2 separate regions of the Homo sapiens genome follow, and region 2 is linked to region 1. A link is a contact called in ENCODE Hi-C data. All regions are on one chromosome and are shown on one strand. The core of a region is the stretch at or near the end of the contact, and the rest is flanking DNA. Distances in the headings are between cores, read along the strand shown.

Region 1 (7,154 bases), core at 3,617-6,116:
TAGGCTCACTTTCATATCTGTGCATTAGCCTAAAGAGGTGGGCATTTTTATCCTTATTTTACAGATGAGGACACTGAGGCTCAGAGAGGTGAAGTGACTTGCTCAAAGTCTACTGCTAGTAAGTGGCAGGACTGGGATTTGAACCCAGGTCCACTGACTTCACAGCGCATTCTCCTTCATCTAAGATACCAAGGCTGATAAGACCCTGTGTCCGCCCCTGCAGAGTTCACACAGTCCAATGGCGATCTTCAGTGATCTGTCTCCAGGAGGAATACCCTCTGGAGGTTAGGAAGAGCATCTAGGAAACTGTTTTGCAAGATAGTTAAGGCTGAAGCAAGGCCAGCATGATGAAGTGGATGTTGATGAGACATGATGCCTCCTCTGAACCTTGGCCTGGGGGCAGCTGCTTGGAGCCTGAGTGTCCTGGGTCCTGACATTCCAGGGGGACCCTGGGGGTCCCATTAGCAATAGGAATCCACAGCTCACTGAATCTGCCCCTGCTACCCAGGGAGGATCCCAGTTTCCTTCAGTGTTTGCCTCAGGAATTTTCTGGAATTTCTTACAAGCTGGCGTGATGTCTTCTGGGCACAGCAGCCACATCTGTTGAGGGCTTGTCTCTGCTGAGGACCAGCGCTTGGAGTGGGGTGGGGAGAAGAGCTGGGTCAGGGTCCATTGAAGGCCAGATCCCATGTATTGAGCACTTACAATGTGCCAGGCACCGTGCGGAACCCTTCACATGCATTGTCATACATGAGTCATGAGCCATGTCTGTCGTTTTTCCCACTATGTTCCAACTTGAACATCCCAAACCTTTTCATACCCAGGAGTTCATGGACGCCCTGTGCAAACCCTGCCCTGGTGGATTACCCAGGCACTTCTGGCTTACTCAGTCTAAAGGTGTCCATCCTACTTCCCAAACAGCAGTCCATCCTACTTCCCAAACAGCAGGCATGACAGATCAGGGCCCTGATTGGCACTCTCCCACTGTTCTTGTTGCTGCCACTAGGTGTTGCTGTTGACCATGGGCTGTGCACCGCCCATGGACACCCCACTTCACTTGCTGTAGGGATATCCTTTTTGGTCCAGATCCTACACAAGGAGCAGAGAGGCCTTAGACTTAGATGCAAGATACCCCTTTCTTGGCTTCTAATCATATCCTCAGTCATGGCTCAGTGTAGACTCCATATCATGGAGGCTCAGTATAGGGGAGCTTCCAGCTTCTGCCACACTCTTCCAGACGGGGCCTCTCCTCACTCTGTGCAGGTCCACACGATGGGACCAGATCTCCAGCCCACATCCCTTTTTCCTTGTGTCACTCTCATGTGAGGTCATGTCTTTTTTTTTTTTCTTTTCTTTTTTTAAGACACAGAGTCTCACTCTGTTGCCTAGGCTGGAGTGCAGTGGTGTGATCATAGCTCACTGCAGCTTCAAACTCCTGGACTCAAGCAATCCTCCCCACCTCAGCCTCCTGAGTAGCTGGGACTACAGGCACCTACTACACATCTGGCTAGTGATTCTTTGTGTATTTATTCTATTTTTGTAAAGGCAGAATCTCACTATGTTGCCCAGGCTGGTCTTGAACTCTTAGACTCAGGCGATCCTCCCACCTCAGCTTCTCGAGTAGCTGAGACTACAGGTGTGAGCCACCACCCCTGGCTAATATTTTATTTTTTGTTGAGATGGAGTCTCACTATGTTGCCCAGGCTGGTCTTGAACTCATGGACTTAAGTGATTCTCCCACCTTGGCCTCCCAGAGTGCTGGGATTACAGGTGGGAGCCACCATGCCTGGCCAGGGTCACATCTTATTGGCAGTCCTGAGTCAGGGAACACCACAGCTATTCCAACAGATCTTCCTATCTTTAGATTTCAGGGAGAGATGAGTTGCTTTTCAGTTCCTTCTCTTCCAGAACGCTATGGGTCCCTTATCCAAGCTGTGTGCCTTAGGGAGGGAAAGACTCTCCTGGTTAAGAATTCAGATGCTGGAGTTGGGCAGACCAGGATTTCAGTCCCGCTTTGGCTGTGTGACCTTGGGCAAGTCACTTTCCTCTCTGTTTCTGAGTTTCTCCATCTGTAAAATGGGTGTCATAATAGTAACTCTTATTCCCAGGTTTGTCTGAAGACGAAATGAGATTAGGCTCAGTATAACAGATGGGAACTATTGTTGACGATGACAGTCATAATAATATCCTCTTATTTAAGCTACTCTTCCGCAGGACCTCTTTGCCAATGGGGAGCTTGAGCTCTGGGACCCTTAGGTTTGGGGAGGGAGGTGCCTGTAGGTGTGTATTTCCCTTTGGAAGCCAAATTTTCATGCTTTTGTTTCCTGCCTCAGGACTCTTCTCCACAGAGAGCTCCAGGCACTCACAGAAGCCATGTATACCAACCTCCATGCAGTGCTGTTGGGCGATGCTACAGAAGCAGGCAGTGGCTGGCACGAGATGGGTCTCCTCGACTTCTCCTACAGCTTCCTGCTCAGGTGAGGCTGTGCAGCCCCCACCCTCCTGCTGGGGCCCGGCACTTTGACCTGTGTCAGCCATGAGCAGTGGCCAAGGGAACCGTGAGGACTCTGTGGGTGGGGGAAGCAATTTGAGACACCCAAAGCAAAGACTGTAGGAAAGACGCCATGCACCAGGGCCCCGGCTGTTCATCTGACCTAGCTCATGAACTGTAAAAGGAGACACTGGCTGGAAATGGGACCTTACAGGTCATTCAGAGAGGAAGTCACAGAGCAAGACTTCAGAGGTCATCTTGTCCTGTGGCTTCCAGACTTTGGGATTTCACAGAACAGAAAACAAAATGTTTGGGAGATCAACTTGGGACCTTAACCTTTTATCTGGTCTTGTAAATGTATGTTAAAAACTGCACAACCGAACGTTCCTTCCTTCAGCAGTGCCGGGCACTAATCCAGGCTCTGGGGATACAGCAGGGAACAGGACAGATGAAGTCCCCAAATTCACACAGCTGACACTCCAGTGGGGGAGGCCGAATTGAGTTATGTCAGAGAGTGATAAACACGATGACAGAGATCCACGGGTGGGGTGACAGCATCTGGGGGGCTTTCTTAGGCCGACTGACGAGGCAGGGTCATGCTCTGGGGGTCTGGCTTCTGAGCCAAGACCTAACTGCAAAGTGCCCACCACGCCAACACTCTAGGCAGGGGAAACAGCAGGTGCAAAGGCCCAGAGGTGGGAGGAAGCTCAGAGAGACGGCCAGTGTGGCTACAGCATAAAGAGCCAAGGAGGGAAGGTGGACAGGAGGTCAGAGAAGTGGGCAGAAGCAGGCCTCAGGCAGTCGGGAGGTCAGGGAAGGCTTTGGAAATTATGCTGAGTAAGATCGGGTGACATCAGGGGTTTGCACAGGGGCAGGACATGATCTAACTTAGTTTGAAAGCCCCCTCTGGCTGCTGGATGGAGGATGGACTGTAGGGGTAAGGAGGGGTGGAGAGGGAGGCAGGAGGACCTAGCAGGAGGCTGCCAGGTGTCACCAAGGTGAGAGAATGGTGGTGGCCCAGGGAGGTGGTGAGAATTTGGGTAGCTTTTGGAGATAGAGTTCACTGGCTCTGCCGGAAGATTTGACTGGGGCAGCGGTGGGGATGGGGGAGCGTGGGCGTGAGTGAGAGGGATAGAGTGGTGTTAAGGACAGCTCCCTGATTTTAGTGATGCCCTTAACCAACCAGAATTTAATTTAATTTAAATTTAATTTAAAAAAGGACATTTCAACCCCTCCAAGAAATTAGAGCAACATAGTTCTAGGATAAAGGGCAGTCATTCGTTGACACATATGGGCATGTGGGTATATTTATGATATGTGTGTGCATATGTGTAGACTCGGCGTGTCTCAGCTCTTTTAATGCTCACAATCGCTCTAGGAGGCTAGGACTTTACATATTCCATTTGACAGATGAGAAAACTGAGACCTGGAGAGCCTGAGTCATTTGCCCAGAGGCCTGTGTTGGGGTCAGGACAGGGCTGGTCCCAGAGTCTGCACTCTCAGCCACAGCTCTCAGCACACGAACAGTCCCCATTCTTTTTGTTTTGCCCTGGGGTGGTGCAAACAGTGTCAAGGGCTGTAATTGGTGTGGGTGATGCTGGTCTGGTCCACCCTGCATTGTATGATGGGGACTGAGGTCCAGAGAGGGCCAGCTGAAACCACCCAGCAAGTTCACAGTAGTGATCCTCCCAGGTCTCCTGGCTCCTGGGTCCCTGTGCAGACAAAGAAGTCAGAGAGAGATAGGCTGGGGAGAGGCAGGCTCAGGGGCAGCTGGGTCTGGCTAGGCTCCATGGTACAGCGGCAGGCACAGGGGAATCAGCTCAGGGGGAATCAGACGTAAATCCATACCTGTAACCCGGTAACTGTGTCTTCAGGGCCTGAGGCCTGGGCTGGAGCTCCTGCCCCCTGGCTTGGCAGCTGTAGGCCTTTCCACTGCCATCAATCAGCAGCCCCTGAAATACAAAGAGAATGGGCCAGTTGGATGGGAGGGACACAGAGGTGAAAGGGGTGCCGGTTCAGGCAGCCCGAACTGTGAGGTGCCACCTCTTACACCCACCAGCCTGGCCTGTGTTGGCCCTGGCCTCACTGAGTCACACCCAAAGTTCTCCTCTGTCCTCACCTTGTAGCCCTGGCCTCCCCTCCTCCCACCTACCTCTCTGCTGCCCCTTGAGCAGGTCAGGCACGCTCTCTCTTTGTGGCCTTTGCTATTTCTGTTCCCTTGCCTGGGAATGCTGTTCCCCACAGGTCTGCGTGGCTCCCACCCCACTTCGTTTAAGCCTTATCGCGAGCGCCACCTGCTCAGAGAGGTCTTTCTTGAGTCCCATTTTCGTGATGGCTCCCTCCTGTGACCCAGCTTGGTTCAGCTTTATTTTTCTTTGTGGCTCTAGCGCCGCCTGTGGGTCGTGTGTGTATTTACATATGGGATTATCCTGTCTTCAGCCGTGCTCTTTTGATATGGAGCTGCCGGCTTCGCTTCCACAGAGCAAAACCTTGTGGTCCTCTGGGTTTACTTTTTCTTTTTGTTTTCTTTTCCTTCATTTTATTTTATTTTATTTTAAAGACAAAGTTTCGCTCTTTCGCCCAGGCTGGAGTGCAATAATGGCGCGATCTCTGCTCGCTGCAACCTCCGCCTCCCAGATTCAAGCGATTCTCTCGCCTCAGCCTCCTGAGTAGCTGGGACTACAGGTGCCGCCACCATGCCCAGCTAATTTTTGTATTTTTAGTAGAGAGGGGGTTTCACCATGTTGGCCAAGCTGGTCTCGAACTCCTGACCTCAGGTGATATAACCACCTCGGCATCCCAAAGTGCTAGGATTACAGGCGTGAGCCACCTCTCCCGGCCGGTTTACTTTTTTGGTTTATTTTTCATTGCCTGTTTTGGTAGAAATATATGTACCGGGAAATGGTTCTCTGAGTTAGCAAAAAACAACAGTGCAAGTGTGATGATAAATGATGACCAGTGTCAACTGCAGTGTCACCGAGACCACAGGGCCTTGGGAGTACCGCAGTGGCCTGGCAAGCACGTGTCTGTCTAAAAGGGGCGGCTGCAACTCTGCTCCTGCTAGGTTTCCAGGTGGGACCGCAGGTCAGCCAGATTCCTTTTTCAAGATGAGATGAGCAGGAAATCCGGATTTTGTGTGAGTTTCCCCAAATGTTTGAAGGAAGCTTTAGTTTGTTTTTAGGAACTCCCTTGATAAAACACATTTGTGGACTGAATCCAGTGTGTGGGCTGCACCTTTACAACTTCTGCCACCACTGTGCAGGTGAGGGACAGAGCAGGGACCACGCAGGCCTCTCTCGGCCCCCACCTACCCTCATTCCTGCTTCCATTCTCTCTTCATCTGGGAAAACCCCTCTCCTGAGAGATCCTGGTCTCTGGTCTTTGTCTGCACAGGGATCCAGGAGCTCAAGGGGAGGGTGAGAGGGTGAGGCCCCGGGGCTTTGGTTGCGTCTCTTTGTTGTGACTCTCTGCTGAGGCAGAGATGACAAAATGAAAGCCTGCAGTTTCCCTCCCAGGACTGAGGTCAGCCCGCTGGGCTGGGGCTGGACTCCTGGGGCATTTAAAGGGGGCTGGAGGTGAAGGCGCGTCCTCTGAGCGTGGTCCTGTGTGTGTGCGTGTGCGTGTGCGTAAGTGTGCCTCAGTGAGAGCACATGAGAGCTCATGCTAGCTCCCATGTCTTACCCTTTTTCACACTTGACCAGGCCCTGACCTCCTTCTCGGGCCTCCCAGAGCCCCTCAGATCAAGCACAACCTTCTCACTGCTGCAAATGCCTGCCTTGCGTGGCCAGCCCTGACAGCCCAGGCCCTCCCATCCTCTGCCTCACACCCCGGCTCCAGTGCCTGCACCAGCCACAGCTGGCACCTCTCCCACCAGGCACGGTTGCACTCTCAGCTCTGGGCCTTTGCACAGGCTGTGCCTGTTGCCTGAACACGTTCCTCTTCTGCTTCCCCCGATCATCCTGCAGATCTCAGCTCAGACCCTCCCTTCTCTAGGAAGTCTTCCCTGAATCCCTCCCTGGGAGCAGGCATCTCCTCCCCTTCTCTGTGCCCCCATCTCAGCACCGTCCCCTCGAGCTCTCTGCTGCAGCCTCATCAGCCTCCTTGCTGCTCCCCAGCACCGGGCTCCCTCCTGCCCCAGGACATCACACCTGGTGCTTGCTCTGCTTCCTACCCCTCCCTCTGCTCTGCCCATGGCTGACTCCTTCTCAGCCTTCAGCTGTCAGCTTGACACCAGCCCCTCCCTCACCTGGCACCTGACACCACAGCCCCCGCCCTCCCATCCTGCTACCCAGCTTTGTGTCTGACAGTGCCGCGGGGCACCAGCTGGCGCATTATTCATTTTACTCATCCTCTCGTCTGTTGTCTGTCTCCCTGTGCTGAGAGGTCAGCTCCTTGAGGACAGGGATTTTTGTTTTTTTCACTGCCGACTGTTCAGTGCCCAGAATGGTCTTTGGCGCACAGTAGGATTAGTAGTTGCTCACTGGGTGTATGAATGAAGCTCTTGTGAGTAGCTGTGGCCACACATGAGTGTCCCAGGAGGACCCCTGACCCTCTGTCTGCCGCCCCCAGAGCCGGCTACCTGACTCTTTACGGAATTGAGGCGCTGCCACGCACCCATGAAAGCCAGGCCCAGGACCGCGTCCACTCAGCTGATGTCTTCCAC
Region 2 (6,608 bases), core at 3,114-5,613, 530 kb before region 1:
GAATGTGATCTCCACTTAGCTCCTCCCCGGGATATTCTTCCCAGTGCCCTGCAGAGCAGCCTTGGGGATCCGCTCCGTAGTTAAGCGCAGCACACCCAGCACATGAAGGGCCACCACCACGGTGGCCAGGCCTGGACTGCTGGGCCTGAGGTGGTCTCTGCTGCTCTGCTGCCCGCTGGCCTCAGGGCATGTGTGTGCATTTGCATACCTCTGTAGAACACAGTTCTAGGAGCAGGTTTCTCCATCCAAGGATACAGGCATATTTTATTTTATTTTATTTATTTTAATTAATTAATTTATTTATTTATTTTATATTTTATTTTATTTTATTATTTTATTTTATTTATTTTATTTTTGAGACAGAGTCTCACTCTGTTGCCCAGACTGGAGTGCAATGGCACTATCCTGGCTCACTGCAACCTACGCCTCCTGGGTTCAAGTGATTCTCCTGCCTCAGCCTCCCGAGTAGCTGGGATTACAGGCGCCTGCCACCATGCCCGGCTAATTTTTGTATTTTTAGTAGAGATGGAGTTTCATCATGTTGGTCAGACTGGTCTCGAATTCCTGAACTCAGGCGATCCGCCTGCCTTGGACTCCTAAAGTGCTGGGATGACAGACGTGAACCACTGCAGCTGGCCTCTTTTTTTTTTCTTTTTCTTTTCTTTTTTTAGATAGAATCTCACTCTGTCACCCAGGCTGGAGTGCAGTGCTGCGATCCCAGCTCACTGCAGCTTCTGCATCCCTGGTTCAAGCGATTCTCCTGCATCAGCCTACCGAGTAGCTGGGGATTACAGGCGTGCACCACCACGCCCGGCTAATTTTTGTATTTTTGGTAGACGGGGTTTCACCATGTTGGCCAGGCTGGTCTCGAACTCCTGACCTCAAATGATCCACCCGCCTTGGACTCCCATGCCCAGTGTATTTTAACTATCTCATTCATTGCAGTAGTTATTCCTTTGTCCCTCTTGCAGGTGGGCGCCTCATCTGGCTTCTTCACTGCCATGAACCCAGTGTTAAAAATAGTGTTGAAGGCTGGGCACAGTGGCTCACGCCTGTAATCCCAGCATTTTGGGAGGCCAAGGTGGGTGGATCACCTGAGATCAGGAGTTCGAGACCAGCCTGGCCAACATGGTGAAACCCCATCTCTACTAACAATACAAAAATTAGCTGGGCGTAGTGGCACGTGCTTGTAATCCCAGCAACTCGGGAGGCTGAGACAGGAGAATCACTTGAACCTGGGTAGCGGAGGTTGCAGTGAGCCAAGATCAAGCCATTGTACCAGCCTGCGTGACAGAGCCAGACTCTGTCTCAAAATATAATAATAATAGGCCTGGCGTGGTGGCTTACGCCTATAATCCCAGCACTTTGGGAGGCAGAGGCGGGTGCATCACTTGAGGTCAGGAGTTCAAGACCAGCCTGATCATCATGGTGAAACCCTGTCTCTACTAAAAATACAAAAAATTAGCTGGGTGTGGTGGTAGGTGCCTGTAATCCCAGCTACTCAGGAGGCTGAGGCAGGAGAATGACTTGGACACAGGAGGCGGATGTTGCAGTGAACCGAGATCGCGCCATTGCACTCCAGCCTGGGAGACAAGAGCAAAACTCTGTCTCAAAATAATAATAATAATAATAATAATAAATAAATAAGTAAATAAAATAAAAAATGGTGTCTAGGCCGGGCACGGTGGCTTAAGTCCGTAATCCCAACACTTTGGGAGGTGAGGTGGGAGGATCACTGAAGCCAGGAGTTCATGACCAGCCTGGCCAACATAGTGAAACCCCGTCTCTACTAAAAATACAAAAATTAGCCAGGCGTGGTGGTGCACACCTGTAATACCAGCTACTCCGGAGGCTGAGGCAGGAGAATCACTTGAACTCGGGAGGCGGAGGTTGCATGGAGCCAAGATCACACCATTGCACTCCAGCCTGGGTGACAGAGTGAGACCCTGTCTCAAAGAACAAAACAACAACAACAACAAACAGTGTCCAGCACAAAGTCTGACTGTGTAAACTGAATGAATGAATCACTCCTCAGGGCTGGGCCTGGCCTTCCTCTCTTGGTGGGTCACATGGACCTGTGAGGCCACTGGCAGTGACAAGGGAGGGGTCCCAGTGGCCCCGTGGGGCCTCCTGTTCCCTCTGCCCTGCATGCAGGGAAGCTGGGTGGCTGGGTCAGGGGGCAACAGATGGACTGGCTCAGAAGCCTGGCCTTCCCTGGCAGGAATTTTGAGAATCAGATCTGAGCAAGTCCCCCTTACACCCATTGCCAGCCATGAAAGAGAGCAGACGGGGGTTCCACGACCCAGGGTTGTCCATGGTGGGCAGGAAGCTAAGATGGAAGCCACTGCTTTCTGATTGGCCAGGGAAGGCCTGTGCCTCAGATTCTTCAGGGTCACCAGCAGAATCCAGAGAAAGCACAGGCCACAGTGGCTTGGAGGATCCTGGAGAGGCCACCCACCTTCTTCAGAAGCTGATGGCACCTTCATTCCCTAGGCCTGGCCCTGGGGCTGGCTTCATCTTGGGGTTCCCAGTGGGAGATTCTAGTGCCCCTGCCAGGAACCAGGGGAACTGATGTGGCATGCCAAGGACATTGATTAATATAACAGTGATGTCAATACCTCACCCTCAGTCCAGGATGCTGTCTGATAGGTGACAACTGATACTGGTTGGGTAGGTGTGGTGATATGAGATTTCCCACCACCCCCCCTTTTTTTTTTTTGAGATGGAGTCTCGCTCTGTGGCCCAGGCCAGAGTGCAGTGGCGCGATCTCGGCTCACTGCAGCCTCTGCCTCCCATGTTCAAGCGATTCTCCCACCTCAGCCTCCCAAGTAGCTGGGACTACAGGTGCGCAACACCATGCCCGGCTAATTTTTATATTTTTAGTAGAGACAGAGTTTCACCATGCCGAAATTCCCTTTTAAAAATACCCTTCGGCAGGCGGGCACGGTGGCTCATGCCTGTAATCCCAGCACTTAGGGAGGCCCAGGTGGGCAGATCACTTGAGGTCAAGGAGTTTGAGACCAGCCTGGCCAACATGGTGAAACCCCGACTCTACTAAAAATACAAAAATTAGCTGGCCATGGTGGTGCGTGCCTGTAATCCCAGCTACTAGGGAGGCTGAGGCAGGAGAATCACTTGAATCTGGAAGACGGAGGTTGCAGTGAGCCGAGATTGTGCCACTGCACTCCAGCCTGGGAGACAGAGTGAGACTGCATCTCAAAAAACAAACAAACAACAAAAAAAACCCAGCAACTTTGTCTTGGCACAGTGGTTCATGCCTGTAATCCCAGCACTCTGGGAAGCCAAGGTGGGCAGATCACTTGAGTCCAGGAGTTTGAGACCAGCCTGGGCAACACGGCAAAACCCCCTCTCTACAAAAAATACAAAAATTAGCTGGGCATGGTGTTGCACACCTGTAGTCCCAGCTACTCGGGAGGCTGAGGTGGGAGGATCGCTTGAGCCCAAGAGGTGGAGGTTGCAGTGGGCCGTGATTGTGCCACTGCACTCCAGCCTGGGCAACACGGCGAGACTCTGTCTCAATAAATAAATAAACATATACATAGATATAGATATAGATATAGATATACACATATATATATACACTTAAGTAAAAACCAATTATCTAGGAGCAAATGTCAAGTAAAAGTACAGGTAGGGCTCAGATGCGGCAAAAAATCATGTTGGGGTAGGAGCCTGAGTAACATCAGCGAGCGCATACAGGTTTATCCTTTGGCCTCTGGCCCAGCTGTTAATGATATATTCATGTTTATTATCTGCCCCCTCCCACCCCCACTAAAATGTCAGCTTCAAGAGGGTAGGGATGAGGCCAATTGTGTTCACGGCTGTGTTCCTGCCATCTCACACAATGTTGGGCATACAGTAGGTGTTCAGTGAATACTTGTGAATGGGTGAATGGCTGGCTGGAAGGCCATGCATGAGTGAATGAGCGGAGGTGACACCTTCACATCCTCTCTCCGCCTCGGTGGATGCCAGTGCAGGCCCAGGAGTCAGCCGTTTCCACTACCAGCTGTGTGGCCCCGGGAGGGCTCCTTAACCTCTCTGTGCGTTTCCGTTGCCATTTCGCCGGGTTATTCTAAGGATTACGTGTGGTTTTACATGGTGTGGGCTTCTTGCAGTCCTCGGCACGGAGCACCCCTCCGTAAATGTTATTTCGCTATTGTTCTTTCCTTTCCTTTCGGTGTATTCTGCTTATGTATTCGCTATTGCTCTTCCCCATCTCACCGACCAGAAGAGTGAAGCTCCTCCCCGCTCTCCTGGCGCCCGGCTTCCCCGTTCTGGCTCGGGCCTGCACGCCCGCCCTTGGCCAGCAGAGGGCGCTAGCGCTCTAGGGACCAACGCTCCGGCTGGGCCGGGCCACGCGTCATCTCTCAGCCGACCCGAGGCTGGGGCTGGAGGAGGGGACAGGCGTGACCGCCGGGGCAGGGGTGGACCACCGGACATCTGGGTGTGTGCCTTTGGCACAGCGGGAGCCTGCTGGAGGCTCCCAAAGCGGAGTGGGCAAGCTTTTTCCCCCAGTGCGCTTCCAACCCTTTTTCTTTCTTTCTTTCTTTCTTTTTTTTTTTTTTTTTTGCGACAGGGTCTCTTGTCGCCCAGGCTGGAGTGCAGTGATGCGATCACGGGTCACTGCAGCCTCCAACTCCTGGCCTCAAGCGATTCTCCTTCCTCAGCCTCCCGGGTAGCTGGGACTACAAGTGGGCGCCACCACGCCCAACTAATTATTTATTCATTTAGAGACAGGGTCTCACTCTGTCACCCAGGCTGGGGTGCAGTGGCATGATCAAGTCTCATTGCAGCCTCAACCTCCTCCTCAAGCAATCCTCCTGCCTCAGCCTCCTGAGTAGCTGGGACTACAGGTGCAGGCCACTGGCCAATTAAAAAATATTTTTTTTTTTAATTAGCCGGACGTGGTGGCGGGTGCCTGTAGTCCCAGCTACTCAGGAGGCTGAGGCAGGAGAATGGCGTGAACCCGGGAGGCGAGCTTGCAGTGAGCTGAGATCACGCCACCGCACGGCAGCCTGGGTGACTGAGCGAGACTCAGTCTCAAAAAAAAAAAATTTTTTTTAGTAGAGACAGGGTCTCGCTGTGTTGCCCCGGCTGGTCTCAAACTCCTGGGCTCAAGTGATCTTCCTGCCTTGGCCTCCTAAAGTGCTGGGATTACAGGCGTAAGCCACCATGCCTGGCCTCCAACCCATTTTTTGCCAAGGACCAGCTGAGACTCAGAAAGGGTTGTCCAAGGTCACCCAGCAGGTGGGGGTAGTGGGGGTCATGCTGTGAATACAAGGCTTTGAAGCTCACATACCTCAAGGACCTGATAGGGGCTGTGGAGAACACAGGACTGACCACCTTTGCCTCTAGAATGCTGGCCCACATGGCCAAATCTTCCAAGTCTTCAAGAGAGACAGGGACATCAGGATGTAGTGAAATGTCTCGATTTTTATGGTAGCAATGAATTAAAGGCTTTGTTTGTTTTTGTAGAGCCAGGGTCTCATTATATTGCCCAGGCTGGTCTTGAACCCTTGGCCTCAAGCGATCCTCCCGTCTTGGCCTCCCAAAGTGCTGGAATTACAGGCGTGAGCCACCACTTCTAGCCTTATTTGTTTATTTATTTATTTTGAGATGGAGTCTTGCTCTGTCGCCAGGCTAAAGTCCAGTGGCGCTATCTCGGCTCTCTGCTACCTCCACCTCCCGGGTTCAAGCGATTCTTCTACCTCAGCCTCCCAAGTAGCTGGGACTACAGGTGTGCACCACCACACCCGGCTACTTTTTGTATTTTTAGTAGAGATGGGGTTTCACCATATTGCCCAGGCTGGTCTCAAACTCCTGACCTCAGGTGATCCGCCCACCTTGGCCTCCCAAAGTGCTGAGATTACAGGCATGAGCCACCATGCCTGGCCGCCTTTTTTATTTTTAATCACAGTTTCCACCTCTGAGCAACCTTGGAGGTAGCTCACCTCTTCCTCCCTTGGAGGAAGGTGTTTTGAAACAAAACCATCCCCCTGGTTTCTTCACCTGCCTGCCTGAGCTTCTTTAGGCTTCAGTTTACCAGTGACTGCATCTTCCAGGACTGCGCTACCCAGGACATCCCCTCCCTCTGGGTTAGGAGCCAGTCTCCATCCCTGAGCTTCCCCAGTAGAGCTTCCATTTGTTCATTTGTCCATTCATTCATTCAACAAGCATTCATTGAGTGTTTACTGTGTGCCAAATACCGTGTGTAGGGACATGCAGTGATGAGACAAAACCCTCCCTTCGTGGAGCTGATATTTGAATGGGGGAGTTAGACAACAGACAAAGAAGGAAATGCACTAGGTTCTTTTCCAGGCGTTCAGCACATACCCAAGTAAAGGAACAGAGGGCAGGCAGGCAGCAGTGGGCAGGGGGCCTCTTGGAGGAGGTGACCCCAAGTGAGGAGGAGCTGCCAGCCCTGGAGTCTGGTAGGTATTGTTCCAGGCCAAGAGAACAGCAAGAGCAGAGGCCCTGGGCGGTAAGATGCAAGTCACATTATCACATTAAGTCCACAGCACAGGGGCTGGGCGCAGTGGCTCACACCTGTGATCCCAGCACTTTGGGAGGCCGAGGCAGGTGGATCA

The links. A loop is a pair of places that touch in the nucleus more often than their neighbours do. Pooled maps may share reads with other maps.
Region 2: a loop to region 1 is called in a map of CD8-positive, alpha-beta T cell, with 21 times the contacts of the local background. The contact joins two enhancer-like sites. A Hi-C loop is called at or near these places in 2 of 168 maps with a recorded cell type or tissue (CD8-positive, alpha-beta T cell and mammary epithelial cell), 1 of 37 single-sample maps with no recorded cell type and 8 of 50 pooled maps.

Annotation. Positions count from the first base shown.
Region 1 is chr20:49,539,628-49,546,781 of GRCh38, reverse strand. PTGIS (prostaglandin I2 synthase) reads left to right here. Exons shown (of 10, transcript NM_000961.4): 4 at 2,334-2,477; 5 at 7,061-7,154. Among named protein-coding and RNA genes, the nearest start is that of PTGIS, 25 kb to the left of the region's middle. RefSeq lists a silencer at 4,200-4,476 and an enhancer at 4,932-4,981. Within about 2 kb of position 4,866, at least 3 of the 41 ENCODE cell types and tissues checked have a DNase peak (open chromatin) inside an H3K27ac peak, as active enhancers do.
Region 2 is chr20:50,069,171-50,075,778 of GRCh38, reverse strand. No RefSeq gene overlaps it. Among named protein-coding and RNA genes, the nearest start is that of TRERNA1, 31 kb to the right of the region's middle. RefSeq lists enhancers at 1,704-2,213, 2,214-2,723 and a silencer at 4,220-4,459. Within about 2 kb of position 4,363, at least 3 of the 41 ENCODE cell types and tissues checked have a DNase peak (open chromatin) inside an H3K27ac peak, as active enhancers do.